2 separate regions of the Homo sapiens genome follow, and region 2 is linked to region 1. The links are chromatin loops, found by intact Hi-C in ENCODE. Cell type or tissue: K562. All regions are shown on one strand. Each heading gives the region's core, and the rest is flanking DNA. Links, peaks and the distances in the headings are about the cores only.

Region 1 (4,390 bases), core at 319-4,318:
GAGAGTGGCTCCAGAGGAAAGAGAAGACTTCCTCTCCCACTGGGATGATACGAATTCCTGGAAAGGACTCTGATTGGTTCCAACTGTATCACAGGCCCATGACTGTGTTTGGCAGCCCCCACCCCAGAAATGAGTTGGGCAGAAGGAATAATTCCTCCATCCAAAATGCATGGGGATTTGCAATGACCTGAAAATGAGGGATAGAAGGTTGACAGGGCCAACAAAATAGATTCTACCACACACAGCAGCAGGGAAGATCAAGTGTGGGGGACGTTGCAGTGAAATAATAGACAGAGGTGAGATCATGCTGGCCTTGAAATCCAGGATGAGGCATTTAGACTTTATCCTGCAACTGACGTAGTAGTTAAGAAGAAAGTACTTAGGCAGATAGTGAGGGTACAGGAATCCTCAGTAAGGTTTTCCTTTTAATGAAAAGCAGCCCCAAAATCAAGTTCTTTCTCTTCTTCTTCTTCTTCTTTTTTTTTTTTTTTTGAGATGGAGTCTCACTCTGTCACCAGGCTGGAGTGCAGTGGCACAATCTCAGCTCACTGCAACCTCCGCCTCCCAGGTTCAAGCGATTCTCCTGCCTCAGCCTCCTGAGTGGCTGGGACTACAGGAGCATGCCACCATGCCCAGGTAATTTTTGTATTTTTAGTAGAGACAGGGTTTCATCATGTTGGCCAGGATGGTCTCGATCTCCTGACCTCATGATCCGCCCGCCTTGGCCTCCCAAAGTGTTGGGATTACAGGTGTGAGCCACCACACCCAGGCAATCATGTTCTTTTCTAACAAAGAGCAGCCTGTAAAATTGAGCTGCAGACATAGACAAGCAAGCTGGAAGCTTGCACAGGTGAATGCTGGCACTTGTGTCAATAGGAGAAGGCTACCTGGGACTAGGCATGATCAAAATGATGGCTCCATGTTCCCTTCTCTTTGCCAGCCACGTGTACAGTAAGGAGCAGACAAGATGGCGCTGGCCAAGTGGAAGGCCCATTTGCAGAATAAGATTAGGGTGGGGTGACCAGCCTTCCCCAAGTGCTATGTAAACGTCGCATCTGGTCAAACCAATCTGTGGGCCCTACTTAAGTCAGACACCGCCTCCTCAAGCCTGCATGCATATAAAATCTGCTGCAGGTTTTCCGTTTCAGTCACCTCTTCCTCATGAGAGGGAAGGCTGCTCTCCTCTCACCTTCCTATTGCCTATTAAACTTTCCGTTCTTTGACCCACTCACATGTGTCCCTGTCCTTAAACTTCTTGGTGCAAGATGACAAACTCCGAGACAATGTTGCTGCTTCACAACTGGTAGGGCACCTTGGGAATATTTAAATGAGGTAAGAGATGGTATTGGATCCATGTTTGAGAAAGATCAAGCAGGTTTTTTGTTTATTTGTGCACTCATTCAGAAATATTTCTTGAATAATAATTTGTACCCAGGATCATGTTTGGACTTGGGAGTACAAAGATAAATGATGCCCCCACTTTTCAAATCTACTAAGTCCATTCTAATGCCACAGACTGTTTCAAATCTCCTGTATATTTCCTGCCACCTGCTCTCCACCTCCTCAGAAACCCTACCAGTGGGGGACAAGCACATGCATGCAGTCCTTGTCTATCCTAACAGCTGGAGAAGTACTTTTCTGGTTACCCCTTGAGCTCCTGGTCCATCAAAACACCACTGAGCCTCCTCAAACCTCTTTGATAGCCACTAACTGATTTTCTCCTTTTGCTTTCCATCTTGTACTCCAATTTATAGGGCCGGTAAATAGAGAGATGCCTTGGTCTGTGTCTGAATTTTGGTCCTGCCACCTACTAACCATGTAATCATAGCCAAGCTACTGAAAAACTCCAAGTTACTGAAAATAGTCCTCCACACTCAGTCCTTCCCTGCAGCTCAGTTTCTTCATCTGTAAAAGGGGGACATTCATGGAAACTACTCTCCTTTCAGTTAATTTACAGGAAGCACTGGGAACAGCATTCTGGCCCCGTGTAAGCGTCCAATCAGTGTTTGCTATCTTTGGCCTGTTCCAGTTGTCTCTCAGTAGGAGCTGGGGGAAGGTCTCTCCTTCAACCATCCTAGCTGGTGTCTTCCAATCTGCCTGGCTTCTCTGCCTGTCTTCAGGCACAGGGCTGGGACTCAATGTATACATAGCAGTACAGCTCTGCCTGCTGTTGGTAAATATCCGTTGTCCCACGACCCCGAATGTCTGGACTATCCTGGCCCTCTGCTCCTGCCCTTCATAATCCAACAAGTAAAATGTTATCATCTGGCTCATTAGCGGCTGCTGACAAGAGGGCTGAATTCCTTCTGATAGACAGGCACACATGCCACAGCGACTGTTTAGTCATCTCATCATCCCCCTGCATGAGCCTGCTGGGGGCCCTGAGTTCCAAGAAGGACCCAGAGCACCCTGTTATCTGATATGTTTGTGGGAGGAAATTGCCTCCCTCTCCTCTCCTTCCAAACTTGTGCCTTTTCCTCTGGTCCTTCTCTTAGTGAGTGGCTCCACCATCCAGCCAGGAGCCTAGGAATCTTTTATTTATTCAACGATATTGACTAAGTGTCTCCTTAGTAATAAAAATAACAACAATAAACCATAAAATAAGTGCTAGGAAGCTCTGCAGAGTTGGGATATTTTTATGATGACTACTTTGATTTTTTTTTTTTTTTTTTTTTGAGACAGGATCTCACTCTTTAACCCAGGGTAGAATACAGTGGTGTGATCATGGCTCATTGCAGCCTTAATTCCTGGGCTCAAGTGATTCTCCCACCTCAGCCTCCTGAGTAGCTAGGACTACAGGTGTGTGCCACCAGGCCTGGCTAATTTTTAGTACATATACATATATATATATATGCATATGTACTAATATATGTATGTTTAGTACATATATATGTTTGTAGAGACAAGGTCTTGCAATGTTGCTCAGGCTGGTCTTGAACTCCTGGCCTCACAAAATTCTCCTGCCTCGGCCTTTCAAAGCGTTGCACGTGGTGGTCTTCCCTTGAGGCAATGTGGTGCTGGCTCTTTTCTTATCTTCCCTAGGACTGTTGCTCACATCTCCTGGCCTCTACAGTTCCATCTCCTCCAGTTCATTCTCCACACCAGGGGAGAGAGCTTTCTAGAAAGCCTGTCATACTTAGTGTTTTGATTTGAGTTTCCCTTTAGAGGAGGATTCATTAATTTCTCTGCAAGGCGATCCCAAGAAACAAGGTAAGAGAGCAGAGAAATGAGACAGGGATGGGAAGGAAGATTTTAAAGGGTGCATCTAGTTCTCACTGTGAGTGACTAGATCACACTGTCCTCTTAAGGGTTCTGGGAGCCCGTGCAGTCTGGCACCTCAGAGTTTCCAACCAAAGGGACAAGGATGTTATGGTCTTCATACACCAACCCCTCTCAGTCTTTGAAAAACAGGAGGGCGAGGCACTGGATGAGATTCCAGTACTTCTGGCCTGCTGCACACGACAGAGTGGGCTCAGCTGCCACAGAATGCTCTCAGGCAGACACGTGGATGCTGGCAGTGGGAACTTGGGGGTTTATGGGCGGGGCACCCCAGAGACTGCAGTATCAGGCCCAATCTAGCAGGAAGTCACACAAGGTTTACTTCAAGATAACACTTTGAGCTTACAATACTTTCCTCAAACCTTACTGAAATGATAAAAACAACAGAGAAAAAACAAAAAACAAACAAAAAAAGACCTGCAACCCCTTGTTAAAAAAGGAAGAACTATCTCAACCTGGCAGAAACTTTGAGGACTTTCTGGAAGATAGAAACCTGCTATGATTGGCTATCCTATAACCACAGCAGCAAAGGCAGGGCCTGTCTTCGAGTCCCTCCTGAGGCTGATAGCCACAGGAAAGTGCCAGTAGAGGCTGAAACAGAAATAAGCTGGGAAAAGGCTGGGGGGAAGCTCATAGAGACTTGTGCAGTTGCTGACAGCACCCAGAAGACCTATCAGTCCTTTCAATGTGGGCTTTCATATTTATGAACATCAGTACAGAACAACAAACACCAATTAATCATTTGAGGAGATCTAGCAGCCTCCAAAAGGGAATCAACAGTTAATCAGAGCCAATGGCTTCTGTTTCGAAAGAATGATTACAGAAAACAGGAGATAACTTTTAAAGATTCAAATTTGTATTTTCATCCAACTCCACTGGAAACAAGGAAAAGAAAGCAAATTGGTATTCTCAGTAAAATTTCAGAGAGTAAAAGAAGCATGAAATGAAATACTGGGAGAATAAGAAACAGTCCTTGAAAATAAAAGAACGACTGTATCACCAGAATAAAATAGAACTACAGCATATATGCTACTGAAACCTGATTTAATGAATTGTTAGATCAAAAGAATTAATATAATTGCTCAAAGGACACAGACAAAAAGATAAATTC
Region 2 (4,390 bases), core at 75-4,074, 210 kb before region 1:
TCTAATTAGCTTTCTTGGATGGAAAAGATCCTTTTGTATTGCCCAGAGGGAATCCTTGCCCTAATGCTGGGGTGAAAAACTTCCTCCCCATCTCACAGACTTCCAAGGCTCTCGGCAACACTTTCCATTGGAGTAGTTGGTTCTTTGTCAGGTGTCTGCTCTCTGTCTTCTGAGGGTGCAGGTGGAGGTGGTCCAAGAGACGGGAGCATGATCCTCTCCAGCTGCATTGTCTCTGTTGGGAATGGATTTCAGTTTTCTGATGCTCGGAAACTAGATTCACATTTGGTAGAATCTCAAATCCAGCTTGGTTTCCCATTCCTATAACAGCATTCCTGATGTGTGTGAAATTCTTCTTTTTCTTTAACACTTTAATTTTCCCAGATTATTTAAAAATATAAGATTACTGCTGAAAATCTGGAAACTACACAAGAATGTAAAGAAACCACTTAAGTTCTCACTACCCAAAGACAGCACCATTTGGAATTACGTCCTTCCAGTCTTTTTTCGTGATCACACTTCCTTTCATTTGGCTGAAATTGGCTGGATAATAACTTTTGCCCAGTGAGCATAGTTCTGTTGCTTGGAAAAAGGCAGAATTAGTCTCCTTCCTAACAAAAGTTCAGATGCATGAAGTCAACATCTGTCCCCAGATTCTTCCTACCTCTGGGAAAAAACCTCAACCCCATTTAAATGCCAAGGTTTATAACAGCACTTCTGATTATTACCATTTACTAAGTGTGCACTACTTGTAAGGTACAGTGCTAACTAATTCTCATACATTCCTTGTTTAATCTTCACAACAACCTCATGAAGGAGGCATTTTCTAGCTCCAAGTTTTAAAAGAAACTGAGACTCAAAGAGAATGGGTCCCATTTAGGCTGACGGGAACCAAGTTCAGTGAGATGAGAGCCTCCTTTATTCTGGACCCTTTATCTCTATTATGGTGGCCAGAGGACACAGCAGCATTCCTGATGCTTTATCAGAACTGCCCCTTGAATGCCATGCTTGCAAAGCAAACTTTTACATTTGTTCCTGACAAATTAATCTCTTTCATTCTGGCTCATAAAGACCTTTTTTTCCCTCATAAAAATCTCTGAGGCAACATGACTCATGTAGAATTCCTGGAAACAATATTTTTAAAAAGCCTCCTAGCTATAGCACCTGGCACACACGACACATCCCATACCTGGTTACTATTACTACAGAAGGCAGGTGACACTGTTTGTTTCGTTCCCTGGGTTTCCCTCTGTTCCCCACAGTAGAACAATGGGCTAAAAGTAGCTCTGTGCTAAGGAGGGCCCATCCGCTGTGGTTGGTCTCTGAGGTGGCTTCCAGAAGCATCCATCCTTTCCAGCTATTGGCAGAAACAAGAAGCCAAGAAGATACTTCCTTGAATGTGGGCCCATCTGCTCTCATGCCTGGCTCTGCTCTCCCTCATCATCCCTCCCATTTGCGGGTGGGGTGGGTTTGTCTGTCCTTGGTGGGAAGACCTCTTCCCTCCCCAGCCCTCAGACCCCAAATCCATGACACCACAGCCCACCTTGCTGCTACTTCGGCTGCTGATTCCTCACCCACGTTGCTCAGAAGTGACATTCCTTTTAGTGGGGTGGAGCTGTTGAAATGGATTTTAAAATATGGGTTGAATTTGAATTTTTGGTTGTTTTCTAAATTTGGTCACAATCATGTCTTCTTGTTCTAAAACAAGAGAGAAAGGAAGCAGCTGCCCTCTGGGAAGCCTCCAGAGAGGAGAGGGGAAGAAGAAAGCCCTCACGTGTCTCTGTTGATTGTTCTGCTTCCTTCCTGAGCTCTCTAAAGCCAGGTCTGTAGGAGTGGAAGGAGATAGACATGGCCCTGAAGATGCCCACTTGGTATCCCTGGCCTGGGAAACTCTTGCAGGGCACACCATAGCCACCCAACAAGGCTACTGGCTCCTGCTCATGCCAGACCGGTGTGCTCTGCCCTGTGGGGAACGGAAAACACAGACACTGTCCCCACCCTGGGGAGCAAATCCCACTTGAATCTGGCCAATATAATTCAAGGCAGATACAGAGAGGTGCAAGGAGCCCAGATAAAGGAGTGACCTTGTCTTCATTAGAGGGGGTGACATTTGTGCCACCTCAGAAGGCTGAGTAGGCTCCAGATAGTCTGTGGAGCAGGGGAGGGCAGTCCAAGGGTGGACATGGAGGCCAGGAATGGGGGGAGGGGGGATCCTACAATATGGAGAAGGGAGGCTGGGCAGGGGAGGCCACAGCCTGGCTGGGTCCACATCTTCAAGGGTTGGATGCCAAGCTGAGTTTAGATTTCATCTTGGAGGCAAAGAGGAGAAATGGTCTGTGCAGTGAGGACAAGGTTGCAGCTGGCCAAGCAGTGGTTTCCTCCCATTGCATCATCCTTCCTCAAGCGTCCATCCCCCACGGAGGGAGCTGCAGAGGGCTGGGATTCTGCAAAGGGCTGTGTGGTTTGGCTTCTGTCCCCAGCCCTGAACTAAACCTTTCCTGCCAAGGTCAGGGACCTCTCATTTACTAAATCCTTTGAAAAGTTTTCTTCCTCATGTGCCTGAATCTCACTGCTGCATTTGGCCTGGTCTGTCCCTGTCTCTTGTTGAGATACTCTCCTCTTGTGGCCTGTGGCCACCACACATCTGGGTTCTCCATCTACTCTCCCTGCTTCTCAATCACTTCTCTGGGCTTCTTCTCCAGCATTCTTAAGTCACATTCCCCAGGATTCCATGAGACCTGCTTGTGACCCTTCATGCTTTTCCTGGGGGATCTCAAACACGGGTGTGGCTTTATTTTATTATTATTTTTTGAGATGGAGTTTCACTCTTGTCACCCAGGCTGGAGTGCAATGGGGTGATCTTGGCTCACTGCAACCTCCGACTCGTAGGTTCAAGTGATTCTCCTGCCTCAGCCTCCTGAGTAGCTGGGATTACAGGTGCCCATCACTACACCTGGCTATTTTTTATTTTTTATATTTTTAGTAGAGACAGGGTTTCATCATTTTGGCCAGGCTGGTCTTGAACTCCTGACTCCAGGTGATCTGCCCACCTTGGGCTCCCAAAGTGCTGGGATTACAGGTGTAAGCCACCATGCCTGGCCAGTTGTGGCGTTAATACCAATAGTTAGCTGTGTCTATCAGGAATTTTTTTTTTTTTTTTTTTGAGACAGAGTCTCACTCTGTCACCCAGGCTGGAGTGCAGTGATGTGATCTCGGCTCACTGCAACCTCCGCCTCCCGGGTTCAAGTGATTCTCGTGCCTCAGTCTCCTGAGCAGCTGGGATTACAGGCTCCTGCCACCATGCCCAGCTAACTTTTGTATTTTTAATAGAGACAAGGTTTCAACATGTTGTCCAGGCTGGTCTCGAAATAATGACCTAAGGTAATCTGACTGCCTCAGCCTCCCAAAGTGCTGGGATTATAAGGTGAGCCACTGTGCCTGGCTATCTATCAGGAATTATATCAGAAGTAGCAGAAACCTGTAAAACAGTGATTGAATCAAATTGAGGTTTTATTTTTCTTAGGTAAGAGGAAGTTCAGATTTAGGCATTTCTAGGCTGATACAATGTCTCTGTGGTGCTGAGGGATGGAGGCTCCTTCTGTCTTTCCACACGGCCTTGTTTAGTGTCTTCCTGTGACCTGTGGTTGTAAGATGGCTGCCTCCTCTCACCCCTCCAAGCATTGAGCCTGTCTTCATTCAAGGAGACGGGAAACCTGCCAGCTGAGTCTGTCTTCTGTTAAAGAGCTTTCCTGGGGGCTCCACCAGTGATGTCTATTTACATCTCTGCATCAGTCAGTTATTGCCAGGGTAATGCTCTGTAACAACCACTCCCAAATTCAGGCTCGGCTCATCTGAGCAGTAGTCCAGACTTGGATCGGCTGGCCTTGGCTCTAAGAGCACTAGTTCTGGGATCTAGAATTTGCTGGGATCCGAGCAAGCAGTGATTACCTGGGTGGGTTCTTCTAATGGTGAATCATGAAAAGAAGGAAACCAAACTATGCAAGCAAATAAAAGGTTTCTGCTTATTCCTTCCACTAACATTCCAAAGGAAGTCATGTTACTAAGCTCAACATCAACGCGTAAGTACTTACACTCTATTCACAATGGAGAGGAGAAGAATGCATATTTGTGGAGGAATAATCCACATTAACACAATCTCACTGTCCAGCCATGTATGTTGCCTCTTAGCTGCAAAGGAGGTTAAGTGTGGCTTTTTTTTTCTGAGTCGGAGTCTCACTCTGTCACCCAGGCTGGAGTGCAGTGGTGGGATCTCAGCTCACTGCAGCCTCCTCCTCCCAGGTTCAAGCAATTCTCCTGCCTCAGCCTCCCGAGTAGCTGGGATTACAGGTGCCCACCACCACACCAGGCTAATTTTTGTATTTTTAGTAGAGAC

Evidence for each region. Peaks named below come from ENCODE experiments on the same cell type or tissue, not always from the same donor. Only the 100,000 strongest peaks of a DNase experiment are listed, where the experiment ranks them.
Region 2: it touches region 1 in a loop (4-fold over the local background); 1 of 110 quality-filtered maps calls a loop at or near these places.

The regions. Positions count from the first base shown.
Region 1 is chr9:99,073,227-99,077,616 of GRCh38, forward strand. No RefSeq gene overlaps it. Among named protein-coding and RNA genes, the nearest start is that of TGFBR1, 30 kb to the right of the region's middle. RefSeq lists a cis regulatory region at 1,898-2,616. In K562, for the core only: a CTCF peak has its summit at 2,359; DNase peaks (open chromatin) are centred at 1,095, 2,365, 3,545, 3,815 and 1 weaker place; H3K4me3 peaks cover 1,209 bases.
Region 2 is chr9:98,865,499-98,869,888 of GRCh38, forward strand. LOC102724684 (a long non-coding RNA gene) reads right to left here. Exons shown (of 3, transcript XR_930168.2): 3 at 3,490-3,959. Among named protein-coding and RNA genes, the nearest start is that of ADIPINT, 44 kb to the right of the region's middle. In K562, for the core only: no CTCF peak of the experiment used is centred there; a DNase peak (open chromatin) is centred at 2,413.